Linked DNA regions of Homo sapiens: regions 1 and 2 are each linked to region 3. A link is a loop called in an ENCODE intact Hi-C map of the cell type or tissue named here. Cell type or tissue: PC-3. All regions are shown on one strand.

Evidence for each region. Hi-C counts contacts between places; a loop is a spot of excess contacts. Peaks named below come from ENCODE experiments on the same cell type or tissue, not always from the same donor. Only the 100,000 strongest peaks of a DNase experiment are listed, where the experiment ranks them.
Region 1: it touches region 3 in a loop (3-fold over the local background); 1 of 110 quality-filtered maps calls a loop at or near these places.
Region 2: a loop joins it to region 3, with 7 times the contacts of the local background. A loop is called at or near these places in 1 of 110 quality-filtered maps.

The regions. Positions count from the first base shown.
Region 1 is chr6:109,256,220-109,258,719 of GRCh38, forward strand. It overlaps the pseudogene CCDC162P. Among named protein-coding and RNA genes, the nearest start is that of CD164, 120 kb to the right of the region's middle. In PC-3, no CTCF peak of the experiment used is centred here; no DNase peak of the experiment used is centred here; H3K27ac peaks cover 677 bases.
Region 2 is chr6:109,203,595-109,206,094 of GRCh38, forward strand. It overlaps the pseudogene CCDC162P. Among named protein-coding and RNA genes, the nearest start is that of CEP57L1, 110 kb to the left of the region's middle. In PC-3, no CTCF peak of the experiment used is centred here; a DNase peak (open chromatin) is centred at 1,047; H3K27ac peaks cover 2,500 bases.
Region 3 is chr6:109,335,677-109,338,176 of GRCh38, forward strand. It overlaps the pseudogene CCDC162P. Among named protein-coding and RNA genes, the nearest start is that of CD164, 46 kb to the right of the region's middle. In PC-3, no CTCF peak of the experiment used is centred here; a DNase peak (open chromatin) is centred at 1,175; H3K27ac peaks cover 2,321 bases.

The DNA of each region.
Region 1 (2,500 bases), 79 kb before region 3:
TAAAGGCAGACTTTGTGTAAGAAATTGCCATAATGGGTTATGGTATTATCTTGGGAGCAGGCAGGGCATCACGGGACCAAATAGGGGAGATTCTCATTTTTTGAGAAAGAGCCCCGGGCTCAAAACTCTGCATTTTCCCCATAGACCTTCCACAGGACTGATTTCTTCTCTGTAATAAACTTGAGACACCAGCTGTGTGTGTGCAGCTTGCTATGGCAAACATTTACTGTTCAGGAAATGGTTTTTGGCAGAACAGGCTAGGGTTATATGGATACTAAAACCTGCCAGAATAGTCTCAAAAGCAAGTATTATTTGCTTGGTGAGATTCCTTTCCAGACTTTAGGCTGTTTTTTGTTTTTTGTTTTTTTTTTTAAAGATTCGGGACTAAGAAAGATACCATTTGCATCAATGTAAAGGGAGTTACAATGTTCTTCAGTTCTGTGTAGGTATAGAAGGACCCTCGACTTGTGCTGAACCCTTTATATCTAAAGAAATAACCCACAGATGAGTTTTTTTTTTTTGCTTCTGGCCTCATCCATTTATGAAATATAACACCCTTACAGTCAATTTGAATGATTCCAGCAGTTACATACAGCATTTAAAAATTGTCTTTGTCCATTAACATTCTAGGAGAGCAGAGATAAAGATTCAGATGAAAAATAGAAACTAATAACCATGGAAATTATTTGTTTTTTATGTAGTCACTTTTGAGCTATTTTGTTATATATTTGAGTAAATATTGATTATTGACAGTTTTGCTGTATAGTCTTTTTTTTTTTTTTTTTGAGACGGAGTCTCTCTCTGTCACCCAGGCTGGAGTGCAGTGGCGCAATCTCGGCTCACTGCAGGCTCCGCCTCCCGGTTCACGCCATTCTCCTGCCTCAGCCCCCTGCGTAGCTGGGACTATAGGCGCCCGCCACCACGCCTGGCTAATTTTTTTTGTATTTTTAGTAGAGACGGGGTTTCACCGTGTTAGCCAGGATGGTCTCGATCTCCTGACCTCGTAATCCGCCCGCCCGGCCTCCCAAAGTGCTGGGATTACAAGTGTGAGCCACTGTGCCCGGCCTGTATAGTCTTATTCTTATTGAGCTTCTAGAATATACATCTGTGTCTTTCCGTTTTGAAAGGTTCACATTAAACAAAGAACATGTCATGCAACCCTGTTGGTTCTCATACTCTGAGGTCCCTCTGAGCTCTCAGTTTTTCATAATGCACTGGACATATAGAAGCTGTTTTATTGGTCTTTAAAAATATAAAATTCAAATATCTTCGGAAACAGATTAAGTTTGTTGTGTAAAATTGTCATTTGTTGTTCTTTTCTTCAAGCCCAGCTTCAAAAAATGTTTATCTGCTGGAGTTCCACCCTTCCCTCAGCCTGGCAGCACTTATCCCCAAAGCCCTAGAGCATCTCTTCCAAGAGGCCTGCCATGCCTGCAGACCCACATCAGCCAGTGGCCTTGCCTCCCTGGAGCGACATGTCCTGCAGCTGGCCCTGGACCTGTGGCTCACCCCAGCCACGCCTGAGGCCTGGTACAGTACACAGCTCCAGAAAGATGTAAGTTCTTTTTGAAGGGGGTAGTTGGGTCCTTGGCAAGGAGAATGTTTTTTTCCAGGTGTTACTATTTAGCTTTGTTTTTCTGTTTGGCTCTATTCCCCCATTATTTGGCTAGAGACAGAGCTCAGTCATAGGCCTTGTCAACATTTTTATGTCATTTTTTGGGGGATTGGGTCAAAGTTTCTCATTTATAAACATACTGCTACAATTAAAATTTAAAAGGTGATATACATGGGTATGTGGGAAATGTTTTCTGGTTTATTATTTATATTTTAACAAATACATTTTAATTAAAAATGATATATTTTCTTTCCACTAAGACACTTCCTAAATGTGTTCTTTTTGTCAAGATCTGGTAGAAGACAGAAAGCACTGAGTAAGGAGTCAGGGATCTGAATTCAAGTTCAGTCCTGCCATTAACTTGCTGTGTGACTCTGAGCATATATCTTAGCCTCTCTGACCTCACTTTCCTTTTTTTGTAAAACTATGTTTGTGTACTTGGTAGGGGAGGTAGGTGGAGGTGAGCTCGATGATCTCTGAAGCCCCTTTCAGCTCTACTGCTCCATGGTTAAAATTGTGGGTTAATGATTTATATGGTGTTTGTAGTTGGATTTTAATGATTTTCTTTTTCTGTTAAGGCTGTCAAGTTTACCCCTGGGTTTCCAATTTGACCTCATTCTGTGTGCGTTCTTGCTGTGTGACAAAGAAACTTTCATGGGCCCCCCACTGCCAAAACTGTCTGCTCTATAGGTCTGCCTTGGCCTCCTATCCCCTCCTGCCTAAAGTAAAAATTGATTTTATTTTACAGTGATCAAAATAATATAAAATCACAGAGAATTCTAGTAAAAGCAGAAAGAACAAAATTGAATTTAAACATCACCAATCAAATGCATTCATATCATTATTTTTCTGAATTTAAGTATTGTTAATATGTGTGTTGTTCAC
Region 2 (2,500 bases), 130 kb before region 3:
GTGTTTTATAAATTAGTTTGATTCCAAGGCTATTTCAAAGACAACCAGTAGCTGTTTTTGAAATTGCCCACTCTCTGAGACTTTTTTTCTGGATTCCACTTCTCACTTCATCCTGTTTAGGTTTCCCAAAAATTTCAAAGCGTCTTCATGGAGCAACAGAGATTGCAAATGTTTCCAGACTGTGAAGCTGGAATAGCTAAAGCAGATAATTTGGGTTTGGCAGGACCCAGAATGACCCTGAAAAAGAAAGCCAACTGGATTTCCTTCATAAAGGTAAAGAGACTTGTAGTGATAGTCATCTATCAGTGATGTCAGCAGTGTCACAGTGTCATCTAAGCAGGCTAGGCAACCTGGCAACAACAGGTTTATGTAGTCCCTGTTGTCCCCTCTCCTTAGTGCCCTCAGCAAACTGTCCTCTTTGACTAGGGGAGATGCTTCCCTGTCCTCAAGGGAGGCAACTCAGAGAACCTGGCCTTGTGTGCCACACTGTCCCAGCTTTTTGCCTGCCTTGGCTCTATATCGAAGTTTGCTATGCTAATCTGCCTTCTCTGAAGGTTCTCCAGATGCCAGTACCCCACTCTAATGGGCCCAAACTCCCTGCTTATTACTAATGATCTCAGATACTTGGCAAGAGCTAAGCTTACTATCCAAGGGTGTGATTGACTTGTGTAAATCCAACCATTGAGTCAAAAACTATTTATTTGGTACATATTGTATATCAGGTGTGGCCGTTCATGCTGGAGATACACAGTTCACAAACAATATGCAAGTAAGCAGACTAAATAAGATGATTTTAGGTAGTGCTAACTATGGTCAATTCTTGTTATTCAAGGTAGTTGTGTTCTGGAAAGTCACCAGGAACACTGAGTTAGCAAATATTGAATCGTTACCCCTAGGGGAAATAGAGTTAGTTCCTGTGAACCTCTCGTCGGAACACTCATCAATACATAACTGTTTTATGTGTGTTTCTGTTTAAAGACATCTTATTTAAAATATATTGTTGATTCATTAATATTGAACTAATGACTAACAGCACTATAATTCATGCCTGAATGAAGCTTATTTAACACATGTATTTTTTCCAAAAGGTACATCACACAGCCTTCTAATGCTTAGGAACATTAGACATTACTTTGGCACTACCCATGGGGACCATTTTCAACAGTAAAATGACCACCAAAAAGCACAAAAATGTGAAGAATGTGGCACTAAATGGACCACAAAAGGATCCTTGTTTGTAATATGCGAGCAGAAACAAGAAGGCAGAGTGTTGCCTTGTTCATACTGAATTGAGAATATGCCCATTGAGTGATTCAAATTTTTACCACCCTGCACACGCCTATGAGTGACTGTGAAAACTCTACTAGTATTGAGTTTTGAGTCACAAAAAATGTTAGATAGTAGGCAAAATCACAAACATGGAATCCACAAACAACAAGGATTGATTGTATCATGAAGAAAAGAAAAATCTTGGCCAGGTGCGGTGGCTCACGCCTGTAATCCCAGCACTTTGGGAGGCCAAGGTGGGCGGATCACGAGGTCAAGACATCGAGACCATCCTGGCCAACATGGTGAAACCCCCTCTCTACTAAAAAAAAAAATACAAAAATTAGCTGGGCGTGGTGGCATGAGCCTGTAGTCCCAGCTACTTGGGAGGCTGAGGCAGGAGAATCACTTGAACCTGGGAGGTGGAGGTTGCAGTGAGCTGAGATTGCGCCACTGCACTCCAGCCTAGCGACAGAGTGAGACTCCATCTAAAAATTAAAATAAAATCAAATAAATTTTGTATGACTGTTTTAGTCTATTCAGGCTGCTTTGACAAAATACCATAAACTGGGTAGCTTATAAAGAACAGAAATATATTTCTCACAGTTCTAGAGGCTGGGAAGTCCAAGATCGGGGGCCAGCATGGTCAAGTTCTGGAAGGTCCTCTTCCAGGCTACAGGCTTCTGCTTCTCCCTGTGTCCTCACATGGTGGAAGAAAAAAGCCAAGCTCCCTCAGGCCTCTTTTGTAAGGGCATGAATGCTGTTCATGAGGGCTCTACCATCATGATCTAATCACATCCCCAAATTCTATTACTAATGCCATCACCTTGGGGGTTAGGTTTCAACATTTAAATTTTAGAGGAACACATTCAGACCATAGGAGTGAATCAGGATGGACTGAGAGAAATCAAAGATTTCTCCTAGTTCCATCTAGTGCTTGAGGAACAAGGTAGTCTATGTAAGGGAAGCCAGACTTTCTGTTTTAGATTGTTACACTTGATATCCAAGAATAGATATCAAAGGAGTAGTTGGATATAATAGGCTGGAGTTTAGGGCTGAGATATAAATTTGAGTGTTAATGGTGTTTACAGCAACAGAACTTATTTTTGAAATACAGTTTATTAATATGAAAGATGTTTTAAATGTGGAGTCACATGGAGTCTGTGGGTGAACTTTCTTTTGCCCTGTAAATAAAGTGCAATGACCAACTCTGATGGATTTAGGGTCCCTGCTG
Region 3 (2,500 bases):
CCCCAGGTCACCACACTACAGCATAGAACTGAGAGTAGTCGGCCGGGTGACTCTCACACCTGTAATCCCAGCACTTTGGGAGGCCGAGGCAGCTGGATCACCTGAGATCAGAAGTTTGAGACCAGCCCGGCCAACATGGTGAAACCCCATCTCTACTAAAAATACAAAAATTAGCCGGGTGTGGTGGTGCACCCTTGTAATCCCAGCTATTTGGGTGGCTGAGGTGGAAGAATTGCTTGAACTTGGGAGGTGAAGGCTGCAGTGAGCTGAGATCACACCACTGCACTCCAGCCTGGGCGACAGAGTGAGACCCCGTCTAAAAAAACCAAAAAAAACAAAAAAACTCAGAGTAGTCCAGGAATAATAAATTCAAATCTGGCTTTCCAGGTCATTTTTCAGGTCTGTTTTTCAAGGTAGGAGAATTAAACATTTCATTCTGATATTTTGTTAGTTTGATTTATAACCTTTCAATGTTTTGACATGCGCTATGTGGGCTTCCATTGTCCTCGTGTCCTTACAAATGTTCAAAGCTGACTTGAAAGAGAGGCTTGCAAGGCTAGAGCCCATGGTTGGATATAGAGGAGAAACAAAAGTGGGTCTGTGAGCCAAGGCAAAGAGTGCCTGGGGCCCTGGCATGATGAGGCTGCACTGCTGGAGTGGCTGTGAATAATGAATGCCTCTTTCCTTTCAGATCACTTTCAGGAAAGATCACCTTGAGGCCTGCCTCCTTTCCCTGGGTTGTGATGTGATGGCAAGAGAATGCAGCAACTTTGAGACCTACTCCATGTGCTATGAGCATGTGTTGCATCATGCTAGGCAGAGGCTCAGCCAGAAAGAGCAAGTAGGTTCCCAGAGAGAGAAGAACTGCAGTGGGGAATGGGCATGGGCAGGGAGGCTCAGGAGGCACTCAGAAGAGAAAAGTAAAACTGAGGGGGTTGGGATACATACAGTGGTTCTTATGCCAGAACTGAGGGTGAATGGTACCCTCAAATCTCTCTACTCATTGGCTCAATCATTCTCCTGGGCTCTGGTATTCTCAGTTGCACACTAGGTTATGTGCTTGGGAAGTGTCCAGTGGAGAATACGAAAGGTGAGCAACAAAGGGGCTGGCCCTGCAGGGGAAGGTACATAGCTGTCCTTTCCACCCTCAGCAAACACAAGGCACCGTGCGCTGTTCCTGGTCTGGGAAAGAAGCCAGGATCCTTGAGTAAACTCTCTCTTCAGGATGCATGTCATGGGTCAGTCTCACTGGGAGACTTCCTTAAAATATGAGCCTGCTGGTGGGATGGAAGAGTCAGTCCTCCTGCCCTGGGCTGCCCACTATTGTGAAGGTAGATTGCATCAGAGATTTAGTGTGATTTTAGTTTATACCTTAGAAAAGTTCAAAAGTCTAAACCACTAGCCAAAACACCAAATGAAGCATTGAAATGATGAACAACGAGCCTTGGAGCCACCCCTATTTTGGGCTATCCCCATTACTCAGTTCTTGGCATCAGTGTGGGTACCTGGAAGTCAATGTTGTCTTTTGAGGCTGTGTTAGGCATCCTGAAGTCCAGTGGGGCAACTCACACAGTCTCAGCTCCAGGCACAGCCTAAGGTTCTCAAAATGGGGCTCCATTAACACAAATAGGAGGTGTTTGGAATGTGTTGTACTGACCTGAGCCATGGTTGGAAGACTAAATGTTAGAGTTTGGTTGTGTACTGCTTTCTCCTGCCCAGGAATTAGATGCTACACAAAGAGGCCAGGGTCCACCTGAAGACAGTGCTGGCCAGGTAGGTCATTTCCTATTAAAAGGTTCTCTTCTCCATTTCTCACATCCACACTCTCAGGGCTAGCCAGCTATGGGATGCCTTAGAGTCATTTGCTTGTGTCACCTGTAGAAGTCCCGTCAGTGAAGGTCCACTGCAGGAACACCAAGGAGTGTGCTTTCACTTTTGGTGAGCAACCCTCCTTAGGGTGCATTTTTTTTTCTTGAGTTTTTTGGTCGCTTTTGTTATTTTGTACTGGTTTTGTTTTGTTCTGTTTTTGTTGTTACTTTGGGGAGTTTTGTTGTTGTTTCTTGTTTTCTTTTGATGCCAGTTAAGGTGCATTCCAGGCCAGACGCGGTGGCTCACGCCTGTAATCCCAGCACTTTGGGAGGCTGAGGTGGGTGGATCACCTGAGGTCGGAAGTTCCAGACCAACCTGACCAACATGGAGAAACCCCGTCTCTACTAAAAATACAAAATTAGCCAAGTGTGGTGGAGCATGCCTGTAATCCCAGGTACTCGGGAGGCTGAGGCAGGAGCATTGCCTGAACCCGGGAGGTGGAGGTTGCGGTGAGCCAAGATCGCTCCAGCCTGGGCAACAAGGGCAAAACTCTGTCTCAGACTAAATAAATAAATAAAATAAAATGCATTCCAAAAAAGAAAAGGGATGTTTGGGCTGAGGTGTCAAGGGGAGGCCAGTTTGGAAATGGAGGCCAAGACAGTTGAAGTATTTTTCTCTAACTGAAAAGGGC